Linked DNA regions of Homo sapiens: region 1 is linked to region 2. Evidence: chromatin loops called from intact Hi-C (ENCODE). Cell type or tissue: GM12878. All regions are shown on one strand. Links, peaks and the distances in the headings refer to the core of each region. The heading gives the core; the rest is flanking DNA.

The links. Hi-C counts contacts between places; a loop is a spot of excess contacts. Peaks named below come from ENCODE experiments on the same cell type or tissue, not always from the same donor. Only the 100,000 strongest peaks of a DNase experiment are listed, where the experiment ranks them.
Region 1: it touches region 2 in a loop (9-fold over the local background); 3 of 110 quality-filtered maps call a loop at or near these places.

Annotation. Positions count from the first base shown.
Region 1 is chr7:128,420,982-128,433,233 of GRCh38, forward strand. No RefSeq gene overlaps it. Among named protein-coding and RNA genes, the nearest start is that of IMPDH1, 17 kb to the left of the region's middle. RefSeq lists a silencer at 4,911-5,070. In GM12878, for the core only: CTCF peaks have their summits at 4,986 (motif pointing left), 6,511 (motif pointing right) and 9,408; no DNase peak of the experiment used is centred there.
Region 2 is chr7:128,602,574-128,614,825 of GRCh38, forward strand. No RefSeq gene overlaps it. Among named protein-coding and RNA genes, the nearest start is that of LINC01000, 33 kb to the right of the region's middle. In GM12878, for the core only: a CTCF peak has its summit at 6,595 (motif pointing right); a DNase peak (open chromatin) is centred at 6,621; H3K27ac peaks cover 428 bases.

The DNA of each region.
Region 1 (12,252 bases), core at 1,676-9,675, 180 kb before region 2:
GAGAGGCCCTGACATTATCAGAACCACAACAAACCCTGGCCTTCACACCAACCCACTCCTGCCTCCAGCCCAGGGCTTGAAAGCAGAGGGACACAGGGTGCTGGTGCTAATGTGTGGGACCAAGGCAGGCCCCCATCCTGGTCCCTGCATTGCCTGGCCTGGAGGAGGTGCTGCTGTGGGTGATTTTCAGTCTGAAGGGTGCAAATGGGTCAGAAGTTGTTCTGGTCCATGTTCAGGAGGGCAATTGGGCCCCAAGTTCAAAAAGAACCCCACCCTCCCTCCATGTCGCCTAAGTCCCTGCCTCTTGGCAGGTCATAGGGTACAAGCAGGCTGCTGTGTTTTAGAACAGAGGGCAGGGGGCAGGGAGGTGGAACGGGGCTTCCTTCTCAAGGTGGGAGAGAGGGAGGAGAAGGGTAGGGTCCCAGCCACATGACAGGTAGTCACAGGCCCACCTCATTCCCCCAAGCCTCCCTCCATCCCCAGGCATAGCCTCCCACTTGCCTGATCAGTCCAAGGGCACATCTGAAAGTGACACCTCCCCACCCTACTTCCAGGCCTTGAGACCTTGTTGGTTCCCACAGCTGTTCTATCTCCCTCCTGCCCAACCTACTCCCTCCCAGGAGCCAATACCTGGAGAGGAATTCCCTGTGCTCCTGTTTCCACCCCTCGGTCCTCAGGGTGGTTGTGGGTGTGAGTGGGTGCCCAGGGTTTCCTGCCTGGAGACCTGGGTCTCTTGGCTGATCCCCAGGCCCTCCTGCCCTAGGCCTCCAGCCCCATCTAATTAATTACCTGAGGCCAGGAGCTGTATCCACAGCACTGCCATTCCCCACCCCTCCCCCCACCCCCGCTCAGGTGCCTCTGCAGCTCAGCCCAGAGCCACCTGTGAAGTGGGGAGGGCAGGCAACACCTCTACCCCCTTGAAGGTACAGAGGTGGGCCTGATGACCCCAGGCCATGTGAGATCTCATTGGGAGCACAGGAAGCACTCTTCACTGCTCCTTGTCACCCTTCCATTACAAGTCCCATGTGGTTTTTCACCCTATCCCACATCAGGGCTGTGGAACCCTTGACATAATCCTACCCTACCTTCCAGGCAGGCCTAAAAGTGTATATGTGTGTGGGGGGGGGGGGATATGGTGTGTGGGGGTGTGTGTGTCTGTGTTTGTGGTGTGTGGGGGGTGTGTGTGTGTATGTGTGTGGTGTGGTATGTGTGGTGTGTGTAGGGGTGTGTGTGTGTATGTGTGTGTGGGGTGTGTGTGTGTGTTATGTGGTGTGGTGTGTAGGAGTGTGTGTCTGTATGTGTGTGTAAGTGTGTGTAGGGGGTGTGTGTGTGAGAGAGAGAGAGGGAGAATGGATGCCCTAGGACTTCTTCTCCCTGCATACACTGAAAAAAGAGAAAAGGACTTCGTATCTGCAGTCTTTTTTGTTTTTGTTGTTTTGTTTTGTTTTGAGACAGAATCTCCCTCTGTTGCCCAGGCTGGCATGCAATGGCACGAACACAGCTCACTGCAGCCTCAACCTCCTGGGCTCAAGTGATCTTCCTACCTCAGTCTCCGAAGTAGCTGGGGCTACAGGGACACACCACCATTCCCAGCAATTTTAAAAACTTTTTTTTTTTTGTAGAGCCACAGTCTCACTATGTTGCCCAGGCTGGTCTTGAACTCCTGGGGTCAAGCAATCTGCCCACCTTGGCCTCCCAAAGTGCTGGGATTACAGGCGTGAGCCACTGCACCTGGCCTGTAGTCTTGACATGCTGTGAGATACTGTCCTGTTCAATTTCTAGCCAACAATATCAAAAAGGATTCTCCTCAGACTGAGAGCGGATTTAGGAAGAGGTTTAGAAAGCTTCTGTCACCACCGACCTGCAACAGAGCAAATGTCTGTGGCCCCTAGCATCCTGAGCCAGCAGGGGAGGGTCTGGGGTGGGATATGTGTGACAAGCCCACTGCATGCATAGCTACTATGCCACTGTGTCCCTGAGTGCTGGCATGGGAGCCAGGCCTGGCACCTATCCTGGCATTGGCAGGCGGGAGGAAGGAGGCCTCGTGAGCAGATGGAGGCTTCTGCAGCAGCTCTCTCTCTGCAGGGCCCCTCTGCATGAGTGTGTCAGCTTCCCCTGCCCTGGCCCTGACCCTGTCACATCTCGGCCTCAGTTTCCTAGTGGTTTACACCCTTTTTTCTGAAGATTGTCATTGCAGTGGAATATATTAAATGCTAGGTGAGGTAACCAATGAAGTAAGTTACTTAAAAGTGCTTTGAAACGTGTCAACAACTACACAAACACAAGTCATTATTCTATTTTTTTTTTTTTTTTGAGACGCAGTTTCACCCTTGTCACCCAGGCTGGAGTGCAGTGGCGCAATATTGGCTCACTACAACCTCTGCCTCCCGGGTTCAAGTGATTCTCCTGCCTCAGCCTCCTGAGTAGCTGGGATTACAGGCACCCGCCACCACACCCGGCTAATTTTTGTATTTTTAGTAGAGATGGGGTTTCACCATGTTGGCCAGTCTGGTCTCGAACTCCTGACCTCAGGTGACTTACCCACCTCGGCCTCCCAAAGAGCTGGGATTACAGGCATGAGCCACGGAGCCCAGCCAATCCATTCTCTTTCTACCACACCTACTGCTCCTTAAATGATTCATTTACTCCACCTTAACTGAGAGCACAGTGCCAGGTGGCTAATAAATCCAATCTACCAGTTGGATAGCCTAGGTTATGCTGCAGTAAGAACAGCAAAAACCTAACTCACTGGCATAACATAACAAAAATTCATTTCTCATTTACTCTGCATGTCCATTGTGGGTCAGATGGGGCTACTCTAAAACCCAGGCTGATGGAGCAATCACTATCTGGAACCGTGCCATTAGCTGTGGCAGAGGGGAAGAGAGCTCTGAAGGTCTCACAAAGTCAATAAAATGCTCCAGGCCAGCAGTGATACCATCAATTCCACTTAATCCCATTGGCCACAACTACTGTAGTCCATGGCCACACCCAATCACAAGTGACCAGGGAATACAATCCTTTCAAGTGGCCAGAAGGCAGAGAGGAGGAAAAATTTGGTGAACAGCTTTAATGTGTACCATGTGTATTACTAATTACTGTTGATGATTTAGAAGATGCAGGGCAACACTAAGTGAAAAGGGTGCTTATAAAGGGTTGCATTATTATTATTATTATTTTGAGACACAGTTTCACTCTGTCACCCAGGCTGGAGTGCAGTGGCACGATCTCGACTCACTGCAACCTCCGCCTCCCAGGTTCAAGTGATTCTTCTGCCTCAGCCTCCTGAGTAGCTGGGACTACAGGCGCATGCCACCATGCCCAGCTAATTTTTGTATTTTTAGTAGAGATGGGGTTTCACCATATTGGCCAGGCTGGTCTTGATCTCCTGACCTCGTGATCTGCCCACCTCAGCCTCCCAAAGTGCTGGGATTATAGGCGTGAGCCACCGTGCCCGACCATAAAGAGTTGCATTATTACAAAGATTAATCCCATCCAGGATCTTCAACAACCTCTTCACAGTTGCCACAGAAAGCCTTGGTTGGGTGCAGAGGCCCAGCAACTACACAGGCCCTTCAGCTGTCCTTTCTTCTAGATTCAGGAAGAGCCCACATGGTTTATAAACATAGTTCCCATTAAGTCCAGCAACAAACAGGCTGGAAATCCAACTCTTATGCCCCTTACTCCATTCCTTGGATTCATATTCTTATTGCAGCCATGCCCTAATTCCACTTCTGGGAGTAGGTGGCAGGTACCCCCCTGGACCTGAGGTTCATCATGCTGTAGGGCAAATCATGTGGGATGGAGCAGGGAGCTGTGGGAAAAGATATTCCTCCATAGTCCTGCCTGAGGCTTTGGAGTAGATCCCAGAGAGTCCCTTGGCCAAAGTTATGGGGACTAGCTGAGTGATGTGGTGAATGTCCATGAGCTTGGCAGACAGAAGCCTGGCTGAAACCCTTAGTTCCTTCCATATTAGCTATATGACCATGGACAGGCATTCTGGGTTGTTTCTTCCTCTGAAAAATGAGGATGATAGTGACTTCTGTTAACATGCTATGAGGAACAGCAGTTTATTAATATTAAGTAAACACCTGGCACATAGCAGTTGCTTCATAAAGCTATTATTACCATGATAGTTGAAGCCAAACAGCTGCCCTGAGAATTTTCATACACACTCTGCAGACATGAGCTCTGGCAGCCTGAGACTTGGTTTCACTTGACCTCGGGCTGTGTTCAGAGTGAAAGGATGAAGTATTATTGTTAATTCACTAAAACTAGTGTTTTATCTCCTAACTATTGGAATGATTTCATTGTTATTGTTTTCATTACATGTGCACACCTAACTTGCATGGATGAAATATAAGCCTAGTATGAATACAGATGTCATAATCAAAGACAAAATGGTGATTAAAAAGAAGAAATCTAGAGAAATTGTTTTGCTAAACTCTCTTACCGAAGAACCTTAAGCACATTAAAAATTAGCTTTAGGCCAGGCGCGGTAGCTCACACCTGTAATCCCAGCACTTTGAGAGGCCGAGGCGGGCGGATCAACTGAGGTCAGGAGTTCGAGACCAGCCTGACCAATATGGTGAAACCCTGTCTCTACTAAAAAATACAAAAATTAGCCGGGCGTGGTGACAGGCGCCTCTAATCCCAGCTACTCAGGAGGCTGAGGCAGGAGAATCGCTTGAACCTGGGAGGTGGAGGTTGCAGTGAGCCGAGATCGTGCCATTGCACTCCAGCCTGGGCGACAGAGCAAGACTCCATCTCAAAAAAAACAAAAATTAGCTTTAATTTTTTAGTTTTTACAACATGGCCTTAATTTTAATCTTGAGTTTGTAATTACTTTGTGTACCATGGTACAGTGGCTAATAAAAATAAGTTAAATCTGTAAACAGTCACATAAACTTTTTCAAAGCAAATTGGCTTGGATGGCTGCACCTGAATCCATGTCGGGGGGTGCTGAGACAAGACTGCCCCCTTCTGGGACTCTCCAGTACTGCAGTGACTCCTTGCTCAGGCAGGCTCTTTGCCTTCATTCACTGGAATGGGGCCCTGGTAGAACCGGGGCCATCCCTTTCTGTCTTCACAGCTGTGGGCCTCTCCATGGTGTTCAGACTGCTAGAGGACAATGGTCTTCAAGTGTCTTGGGTTTTCAGAAGCCTTTCTGGATCTCTCTTTGAGGAAAGAGGCCGCATCTACTCCTCAACATTGCCTTACATTGGTATAGGCTACCCAGTTTAAAGAACAGTTTCAGCTGGGCGTGGTGGCTCACGCCTGTAATCTCAGCACTTTGGGAGGTCAAAGTGGGCAGATCATGAGGTCAGGAGTTCATGACCAGCCTGGCTAACATGGTGTAACCCCGTCTCTACTAAAAATACAAAAATTAGCCGGACGTGGTGGGGGACATCTGTAATCCCAGCTACTCAGGAGGCTGAGGCCGAAGAATTGCTTGAACTCGGGAGGTGGACGTTGCAGTGAGCTGAGATCGGGCCACTGCACTCCAGCCTGGTCGGACAGAGCAAGAATCTGTCTGGGGGGAAAAAAAAAAAAGGAAAAAAGGACAGTTTTACACTCATTATTTCACATGTCATCATAATCCTGTGACTTAAGATGAGACACAAATGATTATCCTCCTTGTACACGGAAGAATAAAGGTTAAGAGACAGTAAGTGGCTTGCCCAAGAGCACACAGCCAGTAAATGGGAAAGAAGTTCTAGAACCCAGGCCTTTGGATATGGGGTTTGCATTCTTTCTTCCTAACCATAATAAAAATATTACCTTTATTTCCACAATATTCTATTTACTATGTGGTAGGTCAGTGATTTTCAACCTTGCTGCACACTAAAATCTCCTGGGGTTCTTAAATAACTCTCCTATCTGGGCCCCTCCTCCACCAATTACATTGAATCCGTGGGTGGAGTTCCAGACATCTGTGGGTTCATTAGCTCCTCCAGGTGTTTCTAATGTACAGCACCAAGTGCCATGTGTGGGGGCTTTATAAACACCTTCTCATTTAAACCTCCTCACAAATCCCATCAGCTAGGTATACCAGCCACGTGCTGATAGGATACGTAAATTGCCCAGCTGACCTTAGATAGCCCCTAATACCACAATTCCCAAACTGTTCACTAAGGTGTTCCAAGTCTCCACAATGGATTCACAGAGATTCCACATGATATTTGAAAAATATCAAGGAAAGTCCAGGTGTGGGGGATCACGCCTGTAATCCCAGCACTTTGGGGGGCCAAGGCGGGTGGATCACTTGAGGTCAGGAGTTCGAGACCAGCCTGCCAACATGGTGAAACCCCGTCTCTACTAAAAATACAAAAAAAAAAATTAGCCAGGTATGCTGGCAGGTGCCTGTAATCCCAGCTACTCAGGAGGGTGAAGCAGGAGAATTGCTTGAACCTGGGAGGCAGAGGTTGTAGTGAGCCGAGACCGGGCACCAAGGGAACTATTGTGTTAGCTTATGGTAGTTCACCATTTTTACAGTAGATGGCGATGCATTCCTTCTAATGACATAATATCTTTGCAAAACTGGATTTTTCAGCCTGAAAATCGGCATGGAATAGGATATCAGTGTGGTGGTGGTCAATCTGATTCCCAAGTTGGGGAAGTAGTACAGTGCCCAATAGGCATAGCTATCCCATTAGTAAGTAACTGGTAATTTAAGCAAGAAACAATTTTTTTTTCTATTTATGTGCATTATCTTTTTAAATAGCCAAGTTGTTAGGACATAAATACTTATTAAGTTGTTTGGACCTAACAATTTACTTGAAGGTAAATTTGTGGTATTTTTTTTAAAGGCATTGACACACAAAGGGCACCTTCCTAATGCCGAGGCCACATGACAAAGGGGCAGAAGTAGGATTTGATCAGTCTGACCCGAGCCCAAATATTTAACCATTTCTTTGAACTGCGCTCAATCAGTGATTTTCTTCTGTGCCCTGTCCTGGATGCCAAACCCTCAGCATTGAGTTAGGGGTCAACCTGGAAATGACAGAGCAGACATAAATTAAACACTACTGTCAAGACCATAAGTGAGCACAATGTCCTTTGACAAATTACATAACATCCCTGAATCTCAGTTTCTTCATCTGTAAAGCTGGATGACAAAATTACACTACAGGGTTGTTGTGAAGATTAAACAAGCTAAAAATCATCAAGTGTCTGGTTTAGAACAGGTACTCTGTTAAGAGTTTATTCTCTCCCTTTCTCCCCTCCTCACTTCCATGACAGACCTGAAGACATGAGGGGACACAAGTGTGCAAGTAGGTGTGAAACACACACACACACACACATGCAACCACCAGACTGCCTATACACCATCCTCAGTCTCAAACATATTGTTAATGCAGATATACTTACATGCATACATACATATATACATACAATCACAACACCTTGGCTGATTAAATAAGCACAAAAACAAATAGAACAATGAAGCAAATAAAATAAGCTCTTGAACTTGCTCTCCTTCCTCCACGTCCTCCATTGGGAGATCCTCTGCCAGCCTCAAGTATTGTGCAGGCTCAGTCAATCCACATCTGCCTACCTTCCCAGTTGCCCATTATGTCACTGTACATATGCCACTGGACCAAAGAGACACTCTAGACCTAAAAATGCCTTCCATTTCATCTCCACACATGCACACACCCCTACTATTGGTTCTCTTTTTTTTCTTCCTCGAGATGGAGTCTCACTCTGTCACCCAGGCTGGAGTGCAGTGGTGTGATCTCGGCTCACTGCAACCTCTGCTTCCTGGATTCAAGGGATTTTCCTGCCTCAGCCTCCCGAGTAGCTGGGATTACAGGCATGTGGCAACATGCCCAGCTAATTTTTGTATTTTTAGTAGAGACGGGGTGTCACCATGTTGGCCAGGCTGTTCTCGAACTCCTGACCTCAGGTGATCCATCCACCTCGGCCTCCCAAACCAAAGTGCTGGGATTACAGGTGTGAGCCACCACACCCAGCCCTACCATTGGTTCTTAACAGCAGCAGTTCCAGAACAGATTATCACCACCACCCCCAGGTGTTATTTGCAGGAGGAACACCTATACCCGCCAAGGTGTTTAGGTTTTCATCTTTTTTTTTTTTTTTTGAGACATGGTCTCACTGTGTCATCCAGGCTGGAGTGCAGTGGTAAAATCATGGCTCACTACAGCCTCGACCTCCCAGGCTCAAGTGATCCTCCCACCTTAGCCTCCCAAGTAGCTGAAACTGCAGATGTGTGCCACCACATCCTGCTAATTTTTAAAAACAATTTTCTTTTTTTTTTTTTTTTTGTAGGGATGTGGGTCTCACTATGTTTCCCAGGCTGGTCATGAACTCTTGGGCTGAAGTGATCCTCCTGCCTCAGCCTCCCAAAGTGTTAGGATTACAGGTGTGAGCTACTGTGCCCAGCTGGCTTTCATCTTTAGATATTATTTCTTTGGGCTTGAAGGCTTTTATAAAATAGACCTCTCTCTACAAGAGGTAAATCTTATGTCTCACTCAGCAGATGGTTGAACTCTAGGTCAGCTACTGAGGAGGAAATAGAAGAAGGAGTGTCCCTAACACATTAATCCCATAAATATCTAGTGAGCATCTACTATGTGTTAGGCACAGGGGCATGGACATGAACAAGACCCAGTCACTGCCCTCAAGGCTTTTAATCTAATGAAGGACCAAGGCTAGGAAACAGGTGATTACAAGTCCCATGTGATGTATGCTAATCCAGGAAGGAATTATGGGAGCACAGAGGAGGGACACTGAACTAAGACTCAGAGCATTGGCAAAGACTTCCTGAAGGAAGTGACGTCTAGACCGAAATTTAAAGGATGAGGAGTTAGGACCACGAAGGAGGTATGACCATTCCAAGTAGAGAAAACAGAACAGCACAGGAAAAAAGTCCAGGGATGAAGAAGCATAGTGTGTGGGACGTGGGTGCACCTCAACACAAATGTGGGGCATGGTTAGGACCACTTTTTTTTTTTTTTGAGACAGAGCCTTGCTTTGTCACAGGCTGGAGTACAGTGGAGTGATCTCGGCTCACTGCAACCTCTGCCTCTTGGATTCAAGTGATTGTCCTGCCTCAGCCTCCCAAGTAGCTCGGATTATAGGTGCCCGCCACCACACCCGGCTAATTTTTGTATTTTTAGGAGAGATGGGGTTTCGCCATGTTGGCCAGGCTGGTCTCGAACTCCTGACCTCAAGTGATCCACCTGCCTCAGCCTCAGGAAGTGCTGGGATTACAGGCATGAGCCACAGCACCTGGCCAGGACCATTTTTTTTAAGTCCAAAATTTAGCCAAAAATTTTCACTTAAAAACTAATCACTGAGCTTTGGAGCCCATGGTGTGCAAGACAGGAGGTTGGGGTGGATGCGGCTAGAAATCCACTCTCAACATGCTTGTCATCTAATGTCCACGTGGTGGCATGACATCCAGGTATGATGCCCCAGGCCAGGACTGATGCCCACCCCTGTCCCCACCTTGGGACCTTGAGTGACCTAATATAAAACACCAACCTCACCACCATCTTTACAAGTTGTTATAAGCAAAATTCATCAGAATAGAAACTCCCCCGTCCCAAAGAGACACTGCTTCCAAGAAGCCTTTCAGCTCACCAGTCCTTGACCTGCTTGTGACCAGAGCAAGACCTATTCCTTTCCCAGCTTTTGGGAAAGACTCAGTCACTTCAGCCCACCCACCTAGCCCAGGTTGCTGACCTCATGGGTGAGGGTGGAGACCTACCTGGAGAGGGACCTTTCACCTATTTCCCTGTTGCACCTATAGGTCCCTAAAGGGTGCAGGAAGGCACCTGCATATGGCAGTCAGGCTGTCACACAAAGACTCCTCTCGGGCCCTGGGGGAACTGGACTGGGCTCTACCATCCTAAAGGAGTTTACAATTCTGTCTAGTGTCAGGGGTACCTGGCATTCCTCCTCAGGGAGCCCTGGGCCGCACCAACAGAAGGCACAGGTCATGATGTGGTCACCTTCAGGAGGCGGGAGTGGTTGCCTCCCTGAGTTCTGGGACCATCCCTTTTGGAGGCCCCTCCACTTGGAGAACAATCTACGAGACCGCAGAGGCACCCACAGACCCTCCAGCTAGGACCTGAGGGTGGCTTCTGAGATGACCGGGAGACTGTTCCTGGCTATGGGACGGGGCATACTTGATAGCCCCAAATCACAATCCCTGGCAAAGGAGCCCACCCGCCCCAGCTCACGCCCCCGCCCCACAAGCAGGGATTCTGGTTCCTATGTCCACCCAGCCTCTCCCTGCCTCAATGTCTCAGTTGCAGGGTAAAGGTGAGGACAGATCCCTCCTTCCCGTTGTGGGTGGCCCAGGGCGGTTTCCGGCTGAGTCAGCCCCATGGGGAGAGCACTGCTCTGGCCAGTGGTAGAACTGGCCCGCTCACTTCCTCCCCGAGCTGGGAGGTCTGGCTACCCTGGAGGCTGCCCTGAACTGCTGCTCAACCCCTGCAGGTCAGGGCACCTGCTGAGATCTCCCCCTCCTCCTGGGACAAACAGTGTTATCCCAGCATTTGCATTACTTCCCTGGCTCCGGGCTTTGCTAGTAAAGCAATTACTTACTGCTAAGAGGAAAGACTTTTCCCCATGAGGGCTCCCTTCCACTCTCAAGAGGCAGGGGGCAAGGGTATAAACACACACAGGAGGCGTAACAATGAGAGGGAGTGTGAGAAATAGTTAAAAGCACAGATTCTAGCATCCTAACTTGGACTTGTCCTGATTCTGCCATTTTTGGGGGCTCTGTTATTCTAGGTGAGTTCTTTTTCTCAGAGGCCAGTTTCCTCATTTGTAAAATGGCTAACAATTATGATGGCACTTTTTTTAGGATTACTATGAAAATTAAATGAGACAAAACATGGTACATTCTTAGATGGTGCCTGGCACAGAACAGGAGCTCAGTACACGGCTTTAAAATGTGCCTTTCAGGATAACACTTAATCCTGATGGGTGGAGATTTCACACAAAGTGGAAGGTATGTTTGGGTAGGCAGGTTTTGTATTGCTGCCCACACTATATTGAATAGACTACAGCGTGCTTCCTGCCACCATTTCTGTTTCTTTTCTGGATAAAACAGTCCTAATTAGAGACAAGCTGGGAACTAGGATGCAAATAGCATTTCCTAAAACTCCTAAACATGCCTCAATCAATCCCCATCTCTGTCCACACACAGGAGGTTGCATCTTGGTCCCCTGGAGCCACAGGCCAGGAGCCAACCTGGATGTCTCTTTGTTCCCTTTATATAATAAAAATCAGAGTCTATTGATCTTTTCTAATCATAGACTATAGATTCTTTCCTTCCTCTTTGTCTTTGTTGCCCTTGCCCAAACTACAGTCAAATTCTGGAGGCACCAAAAATCTCAGTGGAGGCAGAAAAGATGAATAAGAGCTCAACAGACAAAGAAAGGGTCATTTCAAGTTTTGAGAACAGTACAAGCAAGGCTCAGAGGCTTCCCATGACATGGTGCTCCGTAGAACAAAATGTAGCTCTGTGTATAGGAACACAGGCCCAAGCAGAACCATATGGCATGATAGCTGGGCACACAAACACGCGGCTACACTGCCTGGGTTTGAATTCCAGCTCCATCACTTATTAGCAAGTTACTTAAATTCTGTGTGTCTCGATCCCTCATCTGCAAAATAGGATCATAATAGTCCCCACCTCTAAGGGTTGTTGGGAGGATTAAATGCTCTGATAGATGGAGAGAACTTAGTATAGTGCTGGGGCATAGTAAGTACCCCATAGATATTACTGTTCCCAATTCATATGTAAGTGTTGGGGCAGCCCATCCTTCACCATTCAACTCCAAGTCCACTTTGCACAGGAAGCTTTCTTCAATTAATCTGAAATGGCTGTCACACATCACCCCAATGTATTCACGCACTCTCATTTGTATCAATGTTTTGTTTTGGCTTTTGGTGTGTGTGTGTGTGTGTGTGTGTGTGTGTGTGTCTCAGGGTCTCACTCCTGTCACCCAGGCTGAAGGACAGTGGCGCAATCATGGCTCACTGCAGCCTGGACTTCCTGGAGTCAGGTGATTTTCCCACCTCAGCCTCCTGAGTAGCTGGCACTATAGGCGCACACCACCATGCCTGGCTAATTTTTGTATTTTTTTTTGTAGAGACAGGGTTTCGCCTTTGCCATGTTGCCCAGGCTGGTCTCAAACTCCTAGGCTCAAGCAATCTGCCCACCTCGGCCTCCCAAAGTGCTGGAATTACAGGCGTAATATTAATGTTTTT
Region 2 (12,252 bases), core at 2,268-10,267:
GATTTTCTTGACATTCTCTTTTAGGTTACTGGCTGTGTATTCAGCTGTGTCCATTTTGATATTTAACCCACCTATTAAATTTTTAAACTTTGATAATCATATTTTGTCAATTTGATTATTCGTGTTCTTTACTTTTTTAATTTTTGTAGCTACAGTATCTTTTTGATCCTCTCTGGACCTATTTTATTTTTTTCATCTTAAGAACCTTTAATACAGTTATCTAAATGCAGAGTTTCAGTTTATGAAATGAACCAAAGCAGTTTGTCATTTCATACTATAAAATATTGAAAATCAAGTGCTAAACTGATACTTTAGTTTTAAAGTTGTTTATTGAATTATCTGTTAACTCTTATGAGTAGGTATTGTTTTTTTGTCTTGGATTTTTCCTTTTGTGCTGTTGGGGTTGTCTTGAAAATGTATTTAGCTTAGCGGAATGAGGGATTAGAGTGATTAGTATAGGTTGTTGGCATGGATTTTTTTTTTTTCTTTTTGGTAACATAGTCTCTTTGTTTTCCAGTTTTGCATTTCTAGATTTTAACACAGGACCAGGCACAGAGGGTCACATTTAATGTTGAATGAATGATCAGTTACAGCATTTTTTTCTCTAACGGATCTGAGCATTGTCACATGAGATCCCTATATTGTGTAGTACCTTTTACCTTTTGAAAACATTGTTTTCATTTTCATGAGGATTTTCTGCTTCCCGACTAAGGAATTTCCTAACTGCCTACGTCCTCAGTTAACTTTTGCATTTTTACTTATCAATGAGCTATTTATATGTGTATTTTTACAGAAAGCTTTAATTTGGAAACATCACACTGAATCACTTTCTAACACCCTTAGTTTGCTGGAAGACAACTTAGAATCAGAAATAAGCATATTTAAACCCATATACCATATATCAAGAAATCTGTAAAGGGCCCTTAGTTTGCTGGAAGACAACTTAGAATCAGAAATAAGCATATTTAAACCCATATACCATATATCAAGAAATCTGTAAAGGGCCTTTTAGATCCCTCTTCTATGGGATCTGGCAACACAGAGCCATTCCTACAACTCCCAAAAGCAAATCTCTATCCAGCACAGACAGACCCGGGTAGGCTGATGATCAATAACCAGTGGAGGGGTATATTTGCTGCATAGGAATAAATGCTAACCTTAGATAGTCTATGATTCCCCTTTGTCTTCTCTATTTCTCTGTTGGTATCTCATTGTTTGTATTATATTCAGAACTTGCATTATGGGTAATTAAAGTCCTTTGGAACGTGCTTTAAGTTTTTGAGGCTTTTCTTTACCCTTCTAGTGTATTGGAGTAGAAATGCTTATACTGCAGCATGGTGTTAAGGAAAGTGCGCACACTGTTTTTTGTTTATGGTATTCCACGGAAATTAAGTGCACACACTTTGAACTTCCTAACTGCCTACTTCCTCAGTTTACTTTTGCATTTTACTTATCATTGGGCCATATATATATGTGTGTGTGTGTGTGTGTGTGTGTGTGTCTTTTTTATTTTTATTTTTATTTTTTTTGAGTCAGAGTCTCACTCTGTCATCCAGGCTGGAGTGCAGTGGTACGATCTCGACTCACTGCATCCTCTGCCTTCCAGGTTCAAGCGATTCTCCTGCCTCAGCCTCCCAAGTAGCTGGGACTACAGGCATGCACCACCACACCTGGCTAATTTTTTATATTTTTAGTAGAGATGAGGTTTCACCATATTGGCCAGGCTGGTCTTGAACTCCTGACCTCGTGATCTGCCTGCCCTGGCCTCCCAAAGTGACAGGATTACAGGCATGAGCCACTGCACCCGGCCCTATGTGAGCTTTAATTTAGAAATATCTCACTAAATCACTTTCTAACACCCTCAGTTTGCTGGAAGAAAACTTAGAATCAGATATAAGCATATTTAAACCAATATACCATATATCTAGAAATCTGTAGAAGTGTTTTTTAATCATTTGATTCTTTTTTTTATTTTTTTTATTTTTTATTTTTTGAGACGGAGTCTTGCTCTGTCACCCAGGCTGGAGTGCGGTGGCATGATCTCTGCTCACTGCAACCTCTGCCTCCTGGGTTAAAGCAATTCTCCTGCCTCAGCCTCCCGAGTAGCTGGGATTATAGGTACCTGCCCCCACGCCCAGATTATTTTTTTTGTATGTTTAGTAGAGACGGGGTTTCACCATGTTGGCCAGGCTGGTCTTGAACTCCTGACCTCATGATCCGCCCACCTTAGCCTCCCAAAGTGCTGGGATTACAGTCGTGAGCCACTGCACCCAGTCTAATCATTTGATTCTTATTGGCTCTTATTATAAATATAGTTCAGACAGTCATTTGTATAGAAACACATTGTAGGGCCGGGCGTGGTGGCTCACGCCTGTAATCCCAGCACTTTGGGAGGCTGAGGTGGGCGGATCATGAGGTCAGGAGATCGAGACCATCCTGGCTAACACGGTGAAAACACCATCTCTACTAAAAAAAAAAATTCAAAAAATTAGCCGGGAGTGGTGGCGGGCGCCTGTAGTCCCAGCTACTCAGGAGGCTGAGTCAGGAGATGGTGTGAACCTGGGAGGCAGAGCTTGCAGTGAGCCGAGATCGTGCCACTGCACTCCAGCCTGAGCAACAGAGCAAGACTCCATCTCAAAAAAAAAAAAAAGTAAAAATAAAAAATAAAAAAATAGAAACACATTGTAAAAGGAGAGGATTGTAAAAGCAATCAAATGATAACTGAAGGAAAGAATGCTCGTATCCTAGTGCATTATAATACTTGAGGTTCATAATGATGACCCTTAATTAGTAAGGAAAGATTGGATTTGCTGCATCCTAGAGTAGAGAACATTTTTAGTTATTTGGAATTATATAGACTTGGCACTCCCCCCGAGACCCCCACCGCAAGATGGAGTCTTGCTCTGTCACCCAGGCTGGAGTGCAGTGGTGTGATCTCAGCTCATCGCAACCTCCACCTCCCAGGCTGAAGCGATTCTCCTGCCCCAGCCTCCTAAGTAGCTGGGATTACAGGCGCCCACCACCATGCCCGGCTAATTTTTTTTGTTTTGTATTGTTTTTTTTTTTTTTTTTTTTAGTAGAGATGAGATTTCACCATGTTGGCCAGGCTGGTCTTCAACTTCTGACCTTAGCTGATCCACCTGCCTCAGCCTCCCAAAGTGCTGGGATTATACGCCTGAGCCACCGCACCCAGCCTCAAATGATAAACTTTTTTTTTTTTTTTTTTTTTGAGACAAAGTCTCGCTCTGTTGCCCAGGCTGGAGTGAAGTGACACAATCTTGGCTCACTGCAAGCTCCGCTTCCCAGGTTCAAGCGATTCTCCTGCCTCAGCCTCCCCAGTAGCCGGGATTACAGGCGTGCACCACTGTGCCTGGCTAATTTTTTGTATTTCCAGTAGAGATGGGATTTCACCATGTTGGCCAGGCTGGTCTTGAATTCCTGACCTCAGGTCATCCACCCGCCTCGGCCTCCCAAAGTGCTAGGATTACAGGCATGAGCCACTGTGCTCAGCCTCAAATCATAAACTTTTTAAAGGTTTATCCCTGACCCTCTAAATTAGGTTATGTGCCTTGTTATATGCTCTTTTAGCACTTCTCCTAATTGTGATTGTGTATTTATTATATGATTGTTTATTCAACAGTTTCTTTCAACAAATATTTACCAAGTGTTTAGTAAATCTTCTTTTGGATTGTAAGCTTCATTAAGGCAGAGTAAGGACTGAGTCTGTGGTTTCTCCTGGCCATGTGCACCTAGCACCTAGCACAGTGCTTAGACATAGGGAGTACTTAATAAATAGTCATTGAATGGATACATTAAAATGGCGTTAATAATGCTGCCTATCTGATAAGGCTGTTGTGAGCCTTCAATGAAATCGTGTGTAGGAAGTGCTAGTTTGCTCACAGGTTGGTGGTAACAGTCTACTGTGGTCATTGAGAGCAGTTATTGTGGACACAACCCACAGTTCTTGTCACCCCACCCACTAGCTCTGTGAACCCACATAGGTACTTAATATCTCTGATTTTTATTTTATTTATCTGTAAAATGGAACTAATAATTACAACCACCTTATAGGACAGAGTCTTGGCTCTGTCACCCAGGCTGGAGTGCAGTGGTGTGATCTCGTCTCACTGCAACCTCCGCCTCCCAGGCTCAAGCAATTCTCCTGCCTCAGCCTCCTGAGGAGCTGGGATTACAGGTGTGCACCACCGTGCCTAGCTAATTTTTGTATTTTTAGTAAGATGGGGTTTTGCCATGTTGGCCAGGCTGGTCTCAAGCTTCTGGCCTCAAGTGATCCACCTGATTTAGCCTCCCAAAGTGCTAGGATTACAGGTGAGCCACCTGACCCAGCCTCCTTATAGGATTTTGTAAGAATTAACCTGTGACAATGACAGTGAAACATTTAGGTTACAGTAACTTGTTGAATAGATGGTGGTTATACCATTGTTAATAATGAGTAAGAACAGTAATCAAAAGAATATGTAGAAAGTATCAGAAGAAATTCACTTGTGGAAATGCTGTATTCTCTGATGAGATAGTCGTACTGTATTTTTACTATTCCATGATCCTCAGAATATTGAATATTTTCTACTTACGTCTGTGATGGGTCATACTTTGTTAGCTGCAGTTTTACCTTGTTTTAAAAAGTACTATTAGGCTAGGCGTGGTGGCTCACGCCTGTAATCCCAGCACTTTGGGAGGCCGAGGCGGGCGGATCATGAGGTCAGGAGATCAAGACCATCCTGGCTAACACAGTGAAACCCCGTCTCCACTAAACATACAAAAAATTAGCCAGGCATGGTGGCGGGTGCCTGTAATCCCAGCTACTTGGGAGGCTGAGGCAGGAGAATGGCATAAACCCGGGAGGCAGAGCTTGCAGTGAGCCCAGATCGCGCCACTGCACTCCAGCCTGGGTGACAGAGCGAGACTCTGTCTCAAAAAAAAAAAAAAAGTACTATTGAGAATATAATATAATTAACCTGAATAGGTTAATAACCTGAATAGGTTAATTATATTATGGAACCTAAACCATATAAATTTAAAATGCCTTAGAATGCCCAGTCAGCAAGTGACAGTATTAGAAATCAACCTGGATTTTAGACCGCTGTGTGTTCATGGATAATGTTTGTGTGTTTAGGAGACTATTCTGAATAGTGTTTCACAGTCCTTTACGTGCATCCCCTTGTGCATTGGATGCTTCACTAGCCTTTTCTGACTAAAGCATATGAAAATACAAGTGAAAAAGGCAAGTTATTACAGGAATAACTTTTCATTTTCTCTAATTTTCATATTTTAAAAATTCATTTGTAAGCATTTGATACTTTAAACCTGTTTACAGGAACTTGGTATAAACCACCATGTCTAGCCCTTTGTCTCATATTTGAATTGTTTTACTTTCTTCTTGGCCACGTGGCCCTGACTTCTCACTTTCATAAGAAGGGGTTTGTATTGTGGAGATACAAATTATGGAGTTGTTTGCATTAATACAAGTGTTTGTGGAAAAAGATGCCAAACTTTCCTGTGATTGGTAATGCACCTTTATTGTAGGCTCAGCAAAACAGTCCCTCATCTACGGGATCTGGCAACACAGAGCATTCCTGCAGCTCCCAAAAACAGATCTCCATCCAGCACAGACAGACCCAGGTAGGTTGGTGATCGATAATCAATTGAGGGGGATACCTGCTGTGTAGGAATAAGGGCTAACCTGTGTAGTCTGTCATTCTTCTCTGACTTCTCTGACCACCTCATTATTTGTGTGTATTATATTCAGAACTTGCATTATGGGTATTTAAAGTCCTTTGGAAGGTGCTTTAACTTTTTGAGGCTTTTCTTTACTCTTCTGGTGTATTGTAGCAGAAATGCTTATGCTAAAGCATGGTGTTAAGGAAAGTGCACACTTTTTTTTTTTTTTCCTACAGTATTCCACAGAAGAAAAGTACCTACACTTTGAAGGCCTCTAAGTTCAGATTCTGGCACTGTGGCCTAAGTTCAGATTCTGGCCTGGGCCTCAGTTTTTCTTAGTACAAATCATCTGTGAAAATGTGGTTGATTCTCATGATCTCAGACAGTGTATACGAAATGTTTATTAGTAGTGTACTTGTAGTAGGCTTTCAATAAATGTTAATTCCCTAATTTATGAAAGTAGTTAATGTATTCCTTTTCCTGCTTACTTATTTATACCTGGCTAAACTTCTCTCAGATGTGAGATACCAACATGGTTTACTCCTTAAATTGTGTTCAGAAACTCTTTAATTTAGGGAGTGTTCTGAACATTTGAGGATTGTATCTGCAAAGGATGGTGGCTATAGCTTCCATTTTGTAGTTTTGAGTATACTGGGTTTTCTTGAAGCCTCTTTTGATACTGTATATATTATCTTCAAGACAGGATCGTTGGCAATCTAGGAGAATTTCTTAAATCTCAAGAGGTATACAACTCCCTGGAGCACATTTGAATTTTATCTAAATCACCAGCTCTTGTACAGTTCAGTTAGATAGTTGAGCACTCAGGTAGCTTCTTCTCTTCCCTTCTGATTGCTCTCTGTTTCCACCAGATGGCGCATTTGTTCCTTAGAGAGTTGTGTCAAGTCTCCTGTGAGATCGTTTTCTATTCAAAGTTAGTTTCATTTCTGGAGTAACGTGTTTCTACATTGTTCAGTGCACAGTAGTGAGAATTCATACATTTGATTCCAGAATTAACATGTATTTGAAGTGTAGGTGTAGTGGGACGTAAGGAACCCAGCAGAGGACTTGAACAATGAGATGAGACAAGCAGATTTCATTTCTTAAGCCATGTGATTCTAGGCCATTTGTGTGAGCAAGTGCTTTTTTTTCCCCCCAAGAAAGGTAACGAGAAGAGTGTGATGACATATAACATGTTGAGACTAATCCTAAATTTGTTTTACCTTTGTCTCTGTAGTCCAACCTCACAATAGAAAAAATATCTGCACTAGAAAACAGTAAGAATTCTGACCTAGAGAAGAGGGAGGGAAGAATAGATGATTTATTAAGAGTAAGTATTAAAATTTGGTAAGATATTTTATAGCAAGCACCATTTGTTATATATATTTGGATTATGTACATATCATAGAAGTAATTACTATAGCCAAATAACAATGAAATAATAAACATTTGGGTATTTTTCTTTAATTGAGGGAATCTGAGTAGGAACCAGGTTCCTGCATTCTAAACACTACCTTTAAATTGGAAATCTTATACTGTAGTATTTTAATGATTGAATTTATATTGGAGAAATAGATATGTGGAGTGTTATATTTCATCTAGAACTGTGGGAATAAGTATAAAGTGTTGTTTTCCCATTCCAGAGAAATTATTTTAATATTGTTGAATTTTATAAGCTATTTCAAAGGACTTTTTAGCCCATTTTGCTTTTTGTACCTTTTATAACCTACTCACCCAAACTTTTTTGTGCTTACAAAAGAAACCTTTAAAATGCTTCATCTGGAATTAAATAGATATCACTAGAAAATACTTTATCAATATATTTTGAACATGCAATTTGGCATGACTGACTCATAGTTTTTAAAGAGTAAAAAGGGCCGGACATGGTGGTTCACACCTGTAATCCCAGCACTTTGGGAGGCCAACGCAGGTGGATCACTTGAGGTCAGGAGTTTGAGACCACCCTGGCCAACATGTTGAAAAGAAACCCTGTCTCTACTAAAAAAATATAAAACATTATCCTGGTGTGGTGGCAAGCGGCTGTAGTCCCAGCTACTTGGGAGGCTGAGACAGGGGAATTGCTTGAGCCTGGGAGGCGGAGGTTGCAGTGAGCCGAGATTGCGCCACTGCATTCCAGCCTGGGCGACAGAGTGATACTTCGTGTCAAGAAAAAAATAAGAAAGTAAAAAGGACCGGGCATGGTGGCCCATACCTGCCACTTTGGGAGGCTGAGGCAGGAGGATTGCTTGAGATCAGGAGTTTGAGACCAGCATGCATGACACAGCAAGACCCCATTTCTATAAAAGAATACAAAATTTGCCAGGCATGGTGGTGTGTCTGTGGTCCCAGCTACTGGGAGCCTGAGGTGGGAAGATGCTTGAGCCCAGGACCTCTAGGCTACAGTGAGCCAAGTTCACGCTGCTGCGCTCCAGCCTGGACAACAGAGCAAGACCCTGTCTCAAAAAAAAAAAACCATTATACATGCTCTTTACAAAATACAGAAAAATATGTCACTCATAATTCCATTAATTGGGATTAAACATTTGGTACATTTTTTTTTTCAGTAATTTTGAGCTGTTTGAAGTAGATATGTGTGTGTATATATATATATACACACACACACACAAATGAATATATACATAAATGTTACTGATTTACGAATAACATTGGCTAGCATTTTTCTCTTCTCTAGTGATTTAGAAGGTATAGGTTTGATCCTTATTTCTGCTAATGTGGTAGTTAATCTGACTCTTCAGGGTCCTGAAACCTCCAGGGCTACTGTGACACAGCAAGATGGGGATCGGCAACCTTGCCTTTGTCAGTCTTTCTTATTAGGCTTTGGGTACAATTTTGTTTGAATATATGTTTAATAATACAGATTATAAAAGTCACTGTACTCATGATGATCTGACCTCCAAAATTTTTTTACTTGTATTATATTTCTGTACTTAATAAAAACATAAGGTAAAATAGTGTATTTTGACTCCTTTTTATATAAAACCTGGAATTCAGCACATAGCTAAACTAAGTCTGGCCTTTATTAGTAAAGTCTGGTGTGTTTATATTATTATTAATTTTTTTTTTTTTGAGACAGAGTCTTGCTCTGTTGCCCAGACTGAAGTGCAGTGGCGTGATCTCAGCTCACTGCAACCTCCGCCTCCCAGGGTCAAGCAATTCTCCTACCTCAGCCTCCTGAGTAGCTGGGATTACAGGTGCCCGCCACCATGCCCAGCTAATTTTTGCATTTTTAGTAGAGATGGTGTTTCACCATGTTGGTCAGGCTGGTCTCGAACCCCTGACCTTGTGATCCACCCACCTCGGCCTCCCAAAGTGCTGGGATTACAGGCGTGAGCCACCGCGTCCAGCTATTATTATTAATTTTATATATTTATTTTGAGACAGGATCTCACTCTGTCACCCAGGCTGGAGTGCGGTGGCGCAGTCTTGCAAGCTGTGCCCTCCCCAGTCCCCACCCGATGTGATCCTCCCACCTCGGCCTCCCAAGTAGCTGGGACTATAGGCATGTGCCACTACATTTGGCTGTTTATATTATTAATCAATTAATTTTTTGAGACAGAGTCTCACTTTGTCACCCAGGTTCAAGTGATTCTCCTGCCTCTGCCTCCCAAGTAGCTGGGATTACAGGCATGCACCACAATGCCTGGCTAATTTTTGTATTTTTAATAGAGATGGGTTTTTGCCACATTGGCCACGCTGGTCTCGAACTCCTGACCTGCAGTGATCAGCCTGCCTTGGTCTGCCAAAGTGCTGGGATTGCAGGCGTGAGTCACTGCGCTCGGCCTATATTATTATTATTAAATTACCATTTTTACTGCTATATATGACACTAAGTTCTTATGTATAGAGTATAGGCAGAGGCAGCTTTATGACCAAATTCATAGTCATTGTTAGACTGGTTTATTCAACTGATTTCAAGGCTTATCAACAGTATTTTTTTTTATTTATAGTTCTTGTTTTATCTGTTGATGGTGGTACATTTTTAAGTGATTATTTTTCAGCAAGGATTTGTCAGTGTTAAATTTTCTCTGCCTTGCAGACCTGAGAATTCTCTCTTTTGCCCTCCCATGGAAAGACAACACTGTGTGCAGGATTTTTGTGTCATAACCCCTTGTTCTGTTTGTTCTGCTTCTCAAATATAACACACATTCTCTCTCTCTGTTTCTCCTTCAGTTTTTCAAGCATTTTGTATTTCAGAGAGGTTCATGACCAAAGCAGCAAACACCATAATTTGTTAAATATTACCCCAGGGTGTATCTATATGTGGGTTTATATATTTTTATTTGGAAAATGTGTGATTATGTCTAACTATGCTTTTATCCCTGTTTATATTGGTTTCTTCTTGACTCTTAGCTTGAATCTCTGATTTCTCTCCTTTATTTCTAACATGTTATGTCTCATTTTAATATGATTGCCCCTTTCTTCTGAGTCTCATTAAACACTGTCTTCCATATATTTCTGGCATTTACTGCAGCTCATGTGAATTTTGATTTTATTGTTTACATTTTTATTTTTTGAGACAGTGTCTTGCTGTCGCCCAGGCTGGGTGCAGTGGCACCGTCATGGCTCACTGCAGCCTTCATCTCCCAGGCTCAAGTAGTCCTCTCACTTCAGCCTCCTGAATAGCTGGGACTACAGGCATGTGCCACTGTGCTTGGCTAATTTTTTTATTTTTTGTAGGAACAGGGTCTCACTATGTTGCCCAGGCTGGTCTTGAACTCTTGGGTTCAAGCAATCCTCCTACCTTGGCCTCCCAAAGTACTGGGATAACAGACGTGAGTCACCGTGACAGGCCTATTATTTACATTTTAAATTTCCCTGCTTTTTTCCCTCATCTAATATACTTTCTTACCCCATCCTGTATATTCTCTAGGGTTTTTGGTTCCTATTTCCTAGATATCATGTCTTTTTGCATTTTATGAAATATGACAAGAAGTATTCTAAAATGTTCTTTTGATTTCTGTGGGTGATAATTTTCATTGTTTTCAAGCTGATTTTCTGTATTCCTTGGGCCTATTTTTGTTGTTGTTGTTTTTATTTACTATTGTTATTTTTATTTCCTTTTCTCCATCTTTGAATGAGGAGACCCATATGTAGTCTCAGCACTGTGTTGTATTTTTCATTGTTCGGATATGTATACTTGCATGGAGTTGCTCTTATTCCTGTTTTTATTCATTTGGGTGCTGGTTGAATTGCCATCAAAGATTTATAATGAAATGGTTTGTGGGTGTAAAAAGCTCCTTGCCAAATTCCAGTATCTGTCAGGGTTTTGTACAGAGAAGCTCTGCTGTACTGAGAAATAATTGTGGGCGTGCCTTTCTCCATCATCTGACTCTTTAAGATTGAGATGACAGAGTATGAGAAAAACTTGAATCCTAACCTGGTACTGCTTTAGGAGTTTTAAAAAAATGTTTGCTTATGTTTTCTAAGAAGCAATATGTTTCCTTCACTCACCACTGCCCCTTCTACTCTGTCGTCTTCAGACTGTTGCAGTCTTTATTTGTATGTAGAGCAGTACTAAAGGAGTAGATAAATAAAAAAGGAAGACACCGAGGGCAGCTGCCTTGTTTTTAGGTTGATTAGAACTTGTGCTTCTAGAAGATCTAGAGGATCAATAGTGAGGGAAAGACTGCATGTCTTGTATATTCTTTCAGACATCATTCATTGAATTTTGCCATTTTAGTAAGATGTTGGGTATGGCTGCATTGGGGGCTACTAGCCATCTGCTTTTTTTTTTCTTTTTTTTTTTAATTTAAAAAAAAGGACACAGTGTCTTGCTCTGTCTCCCAGGCTGGAGTGCTGTGGTGCAATCACAGCTCACTGCAGCCTCGACCTCCCAGGCTCAAGCAATCCTCAGCCTCCCGAACAGCTGGCATCAGAGGCGCATGCCACCACACACGGCTAATTTTCAAAATTTTATAGAGACAAGGTTTTGCCATGTTGCCGAGGCTGGTCTTGAACTCCTGGGCTCAAGTGATGCTCCTGCCTCGGCCTCCCAGAGTGCTGGGATTATAGGCATGATCCACGCGCACCAGCCACCAGCTGTTACTTTAAACATGAACTCCTCGAAGACATTAGCGTCAGAAGCCACAAAAACTTAGAATTCTTAAAATTTTAAATAACTGCCAAGAGGTTGATTGATTTCATACATTTGATTATAGATTTCAAGGGAACACTCACCTTATGAGTAGACTGGGTTTTCCATAAACATTAAATGATCTTTGCTTGGTAGATTCTTTAGTATGAATTTGGTAATCACACTTACCCAAATGTAGTTACACTCTGCCTTTGATAATATGGTTCTGTACAAAAACTAACAGGAAGACATTATGCTATGGGGAGAGGAGAAACATTTGGAGACAGAAGCTGTTTCTCATGGGTTACTTTAAAAATGATGCTATATTATACAAAAGAAATGATAAAAATTTTTAATGAAGCTACAAAGTCTCAAAAATTGAGTATCGTGTGATATCTTCTGTTTGTGGTTTTTAGTATTTTAGAAACACCTAACAGGTTTTTCTTTTTCATAATTTAAGTGAGTTTTTATGAGGTAACATT